Regions from separate parts of the Homo sapiens genome. Here region 2 is linked to region 1. The links are chromatin loops, found by intact Hi-C in ENCODE. Cell type or tissue: HCT116. All regions are shown on one strand. Each heading gives the region's core, and the rest is flanking DNA. Links, peaks and the distances in the headings are about the cores only.

Region 1 (5,414 bases), core at 520-4,519:
CCTGTCTCTGAAAAAATAAAAAAATTAGGCAGGCGTAGTGGCACACCCCCGTGGTCCCACACTGTGGTCCCAGCTACATGGGAGGCTGAGGCAGAAGGATTGCTCCAGCCCAAGAATTCGAGGCTGCAGTGAGCTAAGATTGCGCCACTGTACTCTAGCCTGGGTGACGGAGTGAGACCCTGGCTCTAAAATACTACTACTACTACTAATAACTAAAGGCATGTAACTTGATTTTTTCTCACATTGGAATAGCTCTTGAAAATAGAAGATTTTGAGTGTTTTCATGTTACATGCACACACCCAAAAAAGCTAGAGTCTTCCTTTGTAGTAGGTAATTTTAGCTGAACCTTATCCTACAAGTAAAACAATGCTTTTCCCCTCAGAAACATGTAGTATTTTATTGACACATTTTAATTTTACCTGTTAGTTTATTTGGGATTACCTGAAAATTAATAGGATATTAATTTTTATATTCCAAAGAAAGGTCACACTTCCTATAGACCTAATCAAGTTTGAGTTTACATGTTATTTATGCCTCTGCCTTTTGAAAAAGAGGCAGATTCTTTTTTTTTTTTTTTTTTTTTTTTTGAAATGGAGTTTCACTCTTGTTGTCCAGGATGGAGTGCAATGGCGCTATCTTGGCTTACCGCAACCTCTGCCTCCCGGGTTCAAGTGGTTCTCCCGCCTCAGCCTCCAGAGTAGCTGGAATTACAGGCATGCGCCACCATGCCCAGCCAATTTTGTATTTTTAGTAGAGACGGAGTTTCTCCACGTTGGTCAGGCTGGTCTTGAACTCCCGACCTCAGGTGATCCACCTACCTCGGCCTCCCAAAGTGCTGGGATTACAGGAGTGAGCCACCGCGCCCGGCCGAGGCAGATTCATTTTTATGGCTTATATTTACACAACAAAAGTAGAATCTTCATTTCTATTGAAACAAAAGTAACAGTAATAAAAAAATGTGAAGATAACCCTTAAGACACCTGCACTTATATGAGAAGCCTTAACCAATCATATTGGAATTTGAATATTTGGTGTTAGTAACTTATTTTACCTAACAGACATGAAGGTAGCACCAGGCATTGTCCTAATAGTTTTACAATAAAATTGACTGATTTAGTTCTTACTATAACCCTGACAGGTAGATATTGTTAGCACTATTTTACAGAGGAGGAATCAGAAACACAAAAGGCTAAATAACTTCCGCAAGGCCAAACAGATCTAAGCATTGGTTTTAATATGGATATTGAAATTGTTTAAAATTTAATTTTTACATATTTAAGAGCATTCAGCCTACCAAGGCCTTATGCCACTTTTGCTAACATAATTTCTTTATCTTCTTTTAATTTCCTTAACATAGCTCTCCTAAAACTATGGGTAGTACATGGGGTTTTGGGGGGGTCAGGTAAGGAATAATTACATTTTGTGTGAATATTCAAATGATGCTTGGTAAAAATCTTTGATAACTTCTTAAGTGATTATTTCTCTCCTAAAATTCTTTGAATATAGGCATGTGAGCAGCAGTGACAGAGTGGGCAAGCCTTACCGTGGCGTAAAGCCTGTTTTCAGCATTGGGGATGAAGAAGAATACGACACAGGTGTAGTAATACACTTAGCTACAGACAGCTTTGCTGTCATTAGGAGTGATTACAGCAGTCATTCTGGGAATAGCCAATCAACTGCTTTTTTAAAAAAATGAGATTCTGTAGAAATAATTGGAGAATCTGTGGCTTTCTATTAAGAGTTTGGTTTTAGACACCTTGAATTGTTGTACGTATTAGAAATCCAAGCACCAACATGGCACATGTATACATATGTAACAAACCTGCATGTTGTGCGCATGTACCCTAAAACTTAAAGTATAATAATAATAAAATTTTAAAAAAAAGGAATCCAAGCAGAAATGTTGAGTAGAGGCAGTTGATTATAGGTGTCTTCAGCTAAGGAGAGAGGTTTAAACTGATGATAATTTGGAGGCTATCAGTGTGGAAATAGTATTTAAATCCAAGTGATGGGATTGAAATCCCTTTGATCAGATTGAAATTCCTTTGATCAGCCACCTAGGAGATTGAGAGTTGTGGGACTAAAGCACTGAAAATTACAAAATTGAGACATCTGAAGTCTTGAAACTGGAGGCAATATCCTAAAGGGCCACAAGATGGTGATACTGTGTCAGGGAAGTTTATCTTCTCTGTGGTTATGTTTTAAAAAAAATAATTTAGGCCGGGCGCGGTGGTTCACGCTGTAATCCCAGCACTTTGGGAGGCTGAGGCGGGCGGATCACTTGAGGTCAGGAGTTCAAGACCAACATGATGAAACTGTGTCTCTACTAAAAGTACAAAAATTAGCTGGGCATGGGAGTGCATGCCCATAATCCCAGCTAATTGGGAAGCTGAGGCAAGAGAATCGCTTTAACCCAGGAGGCGGAGGTGCAGTGAGCCAAGATCATGCTACTACATTCCAGCCTAGGTGACACAGCAAGACTCTGTCTCAAAAAAAAAAAAAAAAATTTAGTCTTTGGTTTATAATTCTACTGTCCAGCTTATCCTAATTAAGCAATCATAACTAATATTGGTTAATATGTGTATTGAGTTAGGTAAGCAGTCATAACTAATATTGGTTAATATGTGTACTGAGTTAGGGAAAAAATATATAAATGTACAGAATGAGAAAAAAAGACTCCCAAATCTCACCTTGCTTTTTCCAGTTAGTAATAAATACATGTTGCATATTTTCCATTTCAGCTCATGTATCTCCTCATTCTCCTTCTATCATATAAACATACCATACTTTATTTAGTCAGTCTTCCAGTTGACACTGGTGGTTTTCCAGGTTTTTTGTTTGTTTCAAATGACACTGGATCTTTATATAAAGATATATATGTAGATTAGCTTCTGATGACAGTATATTCAGAGGGTAAATTCTGCTAAGAATTTTAAATTTTAAATCTTACTGCTAAGTAAGATTGCTAGGTTATAGGGAATCACATTTGACATTTTAATAGATACATGAAATCACTTTTCAGAAAACTTGCAGAGAGGTAAATGTGATATTTCTGCTTGTTTCCTTTTCTTCTTTTTTCCCCTCTCTGTTGCCATCTCTTTCTGTTAACTCTCTGAATATCTCAACTTCTTCCATTAACAAAGGGGAGAGGCAAATGGATGAATAAATTGTGTCATATTTACATTTATCATGTATCTACACACACATATTTACAATATGGAAAATTGGACCATAATGAAAGTGAGAAAACTGAAACTATGTGTATCAGTATGTATGAATTTCAGATGTTGGGAGTAGGGTAGCAGTTGTGGAAGAATGCAGTTGAGTAGTCTACTTTTTATATACATTTATATACATTTAAGTGTATATATACATTTATATACATTTAAGTATAGAATACTACTGTATATTATTTAGGGATATGCATATATGTTAAAGCAAAGACATGTATGGAACTGATAACACCAAATTCAGATAATTAGTATTTCTTGGTGGGGAAGGGAGGAGAATGTGAGTAGGAGGAGATACATGAGAGTTTCACTTTTGTTTAAGCTGGTGTAGATAACGTGCGATTTCCTTTTTCATTATGTCTCTATATTTTGCAGTATTTGTTAGAAAGCAAAGGACAGAACCTGTAATTATTTACCTTAGAGACTGTATTATCCCTTTCTTAAATTAGAAAATATAATTATTTTATATTTCTCTTAGGGAAAATAACCTTAAATTTTTACTTATTTATCTCAGGATTGATTTTATTATTTTCCTTAAAATCAAAAAAGCAGCAAGATAAAACGAAATCTGCCATCTTTACTCTCAAGATAGGTGCCTATTGTTTAACAATTCAGCCATCTCTTTACAGACTAGTCAGATCATAGTTAAGTTATGCATATCAAAACAATTGAAATACCCCAAATGGTTTAATCTTTAAAAGTGTATTCTTAATATTTAAACCTGACTTTGTTACCATATGAAAGTGATGTTTGATAATAATATTTCTATATTATCAGTGGCATAAGGAAATAGAGTAGCAGGATTAGAATTGATTGCGTTATTCTTTTTTTTTTTTTTTCTTTTTTTTGAGACAGTCTCATTCTGTTGCCCAAGCTGGAGTGCAGTGGCGCAATCTCAGCTCACTGCAACCTCCACCTCCTGGGTTCAAGCGATTCTCATGCCTCAGCCTCCCGAGTATTTGAGATTACAGGTGTGCACCACCACACCCAGCTAATTTTTTGTATTTTTTAGTAGAGATGGGGTTTCACCATGTTGCCCAGGCTGGTCTCCAACTCCTGCCCTCAGGTGATCTGCCTGCCTCAGCCTCCCAAAGTGCTGTGATTGCAGGCGTGAGTCACTGTGCCCAGGCTGTTTGTTTTTCAATCCATATCTTCAAAATACTACTGAAATTTTTTTAGACTGTTAGGGAATGTATCATTTTAAAAGTTGGTAATATCCATATTTAATACTTTGTATTTTTTATAGATGAAATTGACAGTTCTTCAATGTCAGATGATGATAGAAAAGAGGTTGTAAACATTCAGACTTGGATAAACAAACCAGATGTCAAACATCATTTTCCTTGTAAAGAAGTAAAAGAAAGTGGACACATGTTTCCCAGGTACTTTTAAAAATGTCTTCATAAGAAGTAAAATTGAATTTGGGGAAGTTAATAATACAAAACTGAACTACAGAAGAACCTTTATTTATCCTAGTACAATAAGATATAATTCCCTTCTGTCTACTTGTATTACAGGTCTTGAATTTACAGTATTATGTAATTTTTATTTTGAAAAATTTTATACAAAAATGTTGAAGGAATAGTACATTGAACACCCTTATGATTCTTTTTTTTTCTTTTTGAGACGGAGTTTTGCTCTTGTTGCCCAGGCTGGAGTGTAGTGGCACGATCTCTGCTCACAGCAACCTCTGCCTCCCAGGTTCAAGTGATTCTCCTGCCTCAGCCTCCAGAGTAGCTGGGATTACAGGCATGCGCCACCACCCCCGGCTAATTTTGTATTTTTAGTAGAGACGGGGTTTCTCTATGTTGGTCAGGCTGGTCTCGAACTCCGGACCTCAGGTGATCCGCCCACCTCGGCCTCCCAAAGTGCTGGGATTACAGGTGTGAGCCACCGTGGCCGGCCATGATTCTTAGATTTATCAACTGTTACCACCTTTTAATACCACCCCATTTCGTATGTATATATATATACATATGCATGTATATGTACATTTTTGTCAAACCTTTCAAAAGAAGTCTACAAATGTGACACTTCATCCCTAAATGCTTCAGCATAAACTTCCCAAGTATATGAGCATTCTCCTGCACAACTTCAATGCCATTACCCCACCTAAAAATTTTTGTAAATTAACATCATTTAACATACAGATCATACCCCAAATTTTCAGTGTCCCCAAAGTA
Region 2 (5,414 bases), core at 905-4,904, 470 kb after region 1:
AGGTTTGGTTTACCACGATTTCTCCAGGGTAACACAAAGTTTTATATACCCTAGAAGGCTAGTAGGCTGTCTTGAGTAGACCCTTCTTTACAGCCCTTTTCCAAATCTTCCTGCCCTTGAAAAACAAAGTATCTTGATCCAATACTGTGCAAGTGCCTTACATATTCATGACTTGACTTAATCCTTACAACCGTCTGTGTGTGGAATATAATCCACATCCCACAGATGAGAAAATCCAAGGCAAGGGGAGATTAAGCAATTTGCCCAAGGTCTCACAGCTAGGAAGCAGTGGGATTCAGGCCTACATATGCCAGGATCCAAAGCCTATCTCTTCAGCACTAAGATGCAAAGAACAGAGTACTTACTGTCATCTGATCATTTTCTTCCTGCTATTCCTCATAGTAACTCTGAGTGAATACATTCCCAGAGCCCTCTACTCTGTCTCTTGGGTGGCTTGAGCTGCCACCACTGTGTGAGGGCTAAATGGCCATAGCTGGCAAGCATGTGTTATCCAGCCATGCCACGGGTGTGTGGGACTCAGAAGGTAGTCCAAGGCTGCCAGCAGTCACTGACCAGGCATATGCAAGTCCACCAAGTCACAGGGGCTGGTAGGTTAGAAATCTAGGAGCTCTGAAGAGAATCCAAATTTTGCAGAGTTACATTATACGTAAGACCAAAGATACAAATTCCCTTGCCCTCTTTTTTTTTTATCCAGGGAGAAACTGGAAGAAATGAGCCATTTTCTATGTAGGTGGAGACAGAGGCATCATATTCTTATGATCCTTAGACATAAGTTCCCAAATCAAATAGAGAAGCAGCTGCAAAACTGGACTTTCTCCAGCCTTTAGAAATGGATAGAAGCCAGTGGTGCCTGAAAGCATTGGGAAGGGCCATGCAAAAGGCAGCTGTGTGGCTCGGTGGAAAGATCTGGGGGCAGGAGACTGAGCTCTTATTCTGGACTTGCTCTCCTGCACCTAGCTGCTGTTGAGGCATTTCACCCGGGCCAGAACTGGAGAGACTAGTGAACATCTCTTGCCTTGAGTCAGAGGAGAGCAAATGAAGGTCAAAGGTAGCAGAGAGGGAATGGGAAGAGAAAGGAGAAAATCAGTAAGAGAAAGGAGAAAATCAGTAAGAGAAAGGAGAAAATCAGTAAGAGATACTGTAAAGAACAAATTCTCAGGAATTGGCACCCAATTAGACAGTCTGGCCCAAGCTGTGACCTGACTTCTTTTTCCCTCAGGCAGGATTAACCAACACATCTTCTAAAGGGCAGAGTCAGCTCTGTAAGCATCAAGACTTGAGCCTCAGAATGAGCCCCCAACTGCCATAAAAGAGTCCTACAAAAATCTCTGGATTTACATAGTTCACCCCTCAGCAATTTATCATCCAAAATGAAGTAACAATTTGGGTATTTTTAACCATGGTAACAAAAACTTTGCAAACAAACAGTAAACTGGAAATCGGTTCTTAAATGTACCAGTGACTTCATTCCCTGTGATCAAAAAGGGGTGATATTTATGGATGATTGGTTTCTGCACTCTTGTCCCAAATCTCAGCACCTGGTTAAAAAGCCACGGGCAGGGAGCCAGCAGGCTGGAAGATTTAGTTACAGCCCAGAAAAACACATTCCTCAGCCTGAGGGGACTGGATTATCGTGCAGCACACTCATGTGGGGGCAGTAAATTGTGGTTCCCTCATTAGGGTGTAGAGAAAGGAGTCTAGGGTTCAGGTATTTAACAATATCTGCCAAATCATATGTGCCAAGGTGGTTTCAGAATTACACTTTGCCTAGTACATAATGGGCTTTCAATAAATGTTGGTTGAATGAAAAAAATAGCTGCACAACTTCCCTCAGGGAGAAAGTCAGAGAGATTGTCTAGCACTGGGATTGGCAAACTTTTTCTATACTTGCTTTCACAGCACAATGGCAGAATTAAATATCTGTGAAAGAGACTGTTTTGCCCACAGAGTTGAAAACATTTATCCTTTACAGAAACAGTCTGCCAACCCCATGCTAGACAATAAATATTTTCACCTTTGTGGGCCATACTGTCTCTGCCACAACGATTCAACTCTGCCATAGTACTGTATAAGTACCTTTGTACACAGTACACATTGTACATAGCACAATGTGAAACGTAGATGTGTTTCCAATAAAACTTTATTTACAGAAACAGGCAGTGAGCCAGATTTGGCCTGTGGGGCTGTAGTTTGCACAATCCCTTGGCCTGGTGTGTGCATGGCTTGTAGCATCTCTGTAGGCAGGTCTCAAGGAGATTTTAATAGGTAGGACACATCAGCTAAGCTGGGACACGTCTCTGGAAACCATGGAAAAGCAGAATGCTAGAAAAATGACCCACTTTAGACCTCAACCTCTGCAGGCTACTTTCTAACCTTGGGGTACAGCAATGTCTATCTACACATACATGCATAAAATACACATACATCAGGGAAAATATCTAAAATGAGTGAAATAACATATAAAATACTGAGCTCAAGATATTCCTGGGGCTTACGGAATCACAAGATTTTTATAGAGACCTCAACAGTCAAAGGTCTGTAGTCCTTAGGCCTCAGAATCTGTTTTTCCTTTTTTAAGTCTTCCAAGGGCACAACCTTAGGTGGTCTAAGACTGTAAAGAACATGTCCTATAGGAACTACAAATTAAAACCACAATGAGATACCACCTTTCTCCTGCAAGAATGGCCATTATCAAAAGTCAAAAAACAATAGATGAGATGGCGTGGATGTAGGGAAAAGGGGCCACTTATACATCGCTGGTGGGAATGTAAATTAGTACAACCTCTACAGAAAAGAGTTTGGAGATTCCTTAAAGAACTAATAGTAGAACTACCATTCAACCCAGCAATACTACTACTGGGTATCTACTTAGAGGAAAATAAGTCATTATATGAAAAATATACATGCACATGTATGTTTATTGCAGCACAATTCACAATTGCAAAGATATGGAACCAACTTAAGTGACCATTGACTAATAAGTAGATAAAGAAAATGTCTGGTATATATACACCATGGAATACTACTCAGTGATAAAAAAGGAACATGATAACGTCTTTTGCAGCAATTTGGATGGATCTAGAGACCATTATTCTAAGTGAAGTAACTCAGGAGTGGAAAACCAAAAACTATATGTTCTTACTTAAAAGTGGGAGGTAAGCTGTAAGTACACAAAGGCATACAGAGTGATATACCGAACTTTAGAGACCCAGAAGGGGGAGGGTGAGAGGAAGCTAGGGATAAAAAACTACAACTTATTAGGTACAGTGTACACTACTCAGGTAATGAGTGCACTAAAATCTCAAATTCAACACTATATAATTCATCCATGTAACAAAAAACCATTCATGTTTATCCATGTAACAACAAAACCCAAAAACCATTGAAATAAAAATTTTAAAAAATAAAATTAAAAAGAATATGTCCTATAGATCACAAACACTTCCTTTATTAACTAATTTTTTAAAATGTGAAATATCTGAGTTGAAAACTTCAGCAAGAAAAACTATAGGAAAATGTGAGATGGATAATAAAGATAAATATTCTGAGTAAGATGTCAAAGCTGAACATGAAACCATTTAACACAAAAATGATGCATTAGAAGAGTCAACAGAGGCTGAAAGTGTGGATGAGACAGTAGAATTGTGTCAGAGAAGAAAAGAAACTTTTGTGAACAGCTGCATTTCTATAAAGAAGTCTGATCAAAACTATGCAGAATCAAAGGAAGGTGGACTAAGGTAAGTCTACAACCGGGAGAGGAGAGATTTTTAAACATTTTTTCCTCACCAATTTTTGAAAATAGTATTCTCTAGGCAAATATCTGAGAGCTGTTGTTTTCCATAATAATATGCTACATAGATGATCATGTTATCTATAATTTCTGAATTTTATGCCATTTACTTCTTTTCTTGCCTACTGCATTGGCTAAACATTCACTACTATATTCAATAGAAGTGGTGAAAATAGAAATCCCTGCTGTACTCTCCATCTTAGGAGAAAAGTGTTTAGTCTTTCACCATTAAGTACAGTGTTAGTTGCAGCTTTTTCTAGTCTATTGCCTTAACCACTCGGCCACAACTACTGCTGGTGTGAATTTTGGCAGTCGTAGCTTTTTCACAGATGCCCTTTATCAGATTGAGGAAAATTCCTTTTATTCTTAATTTCCTGAGAGCTTTCATTGGGGATGAATTTAAAATTTTGTCTAGGTTGTTTTGTGCATATAATTGGATAATCATATGATTTTTCTTCTTTATTCTGTTACATGGTGAATTACACTAATTTGTTTGAGTGTTGAGCCAACCTTGCATTCCTAGGATGAATTCCATTTGGTTGCTATAAATTACTGTGGCTGACATGGAGATGTACTGCCCAGATCTCCATTCAGTGCTCTCTGGTTGAAGCTTACTCTGAGGGAGATGATAGCTGGGTGCCGTCTGCTGACCTCACTCCCTGCAGGCAGGCAGCAAGTCCTTCCTTGACAGGGGATCCCAATCAACAAATAAAAGAATATAGACCAGGCACAAAAAATTTTGTTTGGGGATGGAGGTGGAGTAAAGAAAGAGGAAACAGTGAGCTCAGCTTTGTCTACCTGTGCCCACCAGCCCAATTTCTCCCAACAATTGACAAATTAAATTGAAAAGCCCTGCTATATTATTCTTCCAAAGCTAAGTTGGATACATTATTATAAAGTTGACTTTATGTATATAAGAAGGTAATAGATATCCATTTGTAATACAAGTGGGCTTTGGAAGAATATTTATATTGTTGATAAGCTAAAATATAATAATGGTTTGTTTCCCTGAGAGATAATTGCATGCTCCTAATAAGAATCAGTATTATAGTGAAGGTTAGTAGCTTTCAAGTGTGATCACAGCTACTTTACTTGTTCTTTCATTTGCTTGGTTGACATCTAAGTGCTTTTATTTTTACTTATGCAACTTCCAAGGAATTATTTGAATATTAAACAATTTGTACCTGCCTTCCTCCCAAAAGGATCTGAGAGAAGGTGGCTCCGTTTACAGCCAGATTGCTTATGTCAATCTGAAAAATTGTGCACCATCTAATCCCACAGTTGGGCAGAATAAAAAGAGTAGCTGAGCACAAATAGATATTGAGATGCTTTCTTGCTTTTCATAAGTCATGAATTTATAGTATTGGCCTCATTATTTGGTTTGAAGATAAGTGAATTCCTAGAAATTCAGAGACTGTAATAATCAAGTACAAAAAGCACATTCTTAAAGCTAAATAATTTGTAGACTAAATATCTCTAGGTATTATTCACATCTCTTTTTCATTAGAGAACCGTCATGGGTTCATCAGATATATATACATTAAATAAATTTTAATTTTTTTACCTAAGCAAACACAAGAGTTATACTACTAAAAATATTTAA

Evidence for each region. A loop is a pair of places that touch in the nucleus more often than their neighbours do. Peaks named below come from ENCODE experiments on the same cell type or tissue, not always from the same donor. Only the 100,000 strongest peaks of a DNase experiment are listed, where the experiment ranks them.
Region 2: a loop joins it to region 1, with 2.4 times the contacts of the local background. A loop is called at or near these places in 5 of 110 quality-filtered maps.

The regions. Positions count from the first base shown.
Region 1 is chr3:100,314,592-100,320,005 of GRCh38, forward strand. TBC1D23 (TBC1 domain family member 23) reads left to right here. Exons shown (of 19, transcript NM_001199198.3): 16 at 1,508-1,596; 17 at 4,478-4,613. Among named protein-coding and RNA genes, the nearest start is that of NIT2, 17 kb to the right of the region's middle. RefSeq lists an enhancer at 2,061-2,240. In HCT116, for the core only: a CTCF peak has its summit at 2,147 (motif pointing right); a DNase peak (open chromatin) is centred at 2,140.
Region 2 is chr3:100,781,647-100,787,060 of GRCh38, forward strand. The region is part of intron 57 of ABI3BP (ABI family member 3 binding protein); the gene reads right to left. It overlaps LOC124906260 (a long non-coding RNA gene), which reads left to right and starts at 4,840. Exons shown (of 2, transcript XR_007095986.1): 1 at 4,840-5,414. In HCT116, for the core only: no CTCF peak of the experiment used is centred there; no DNase peak of the experiment used is centred there.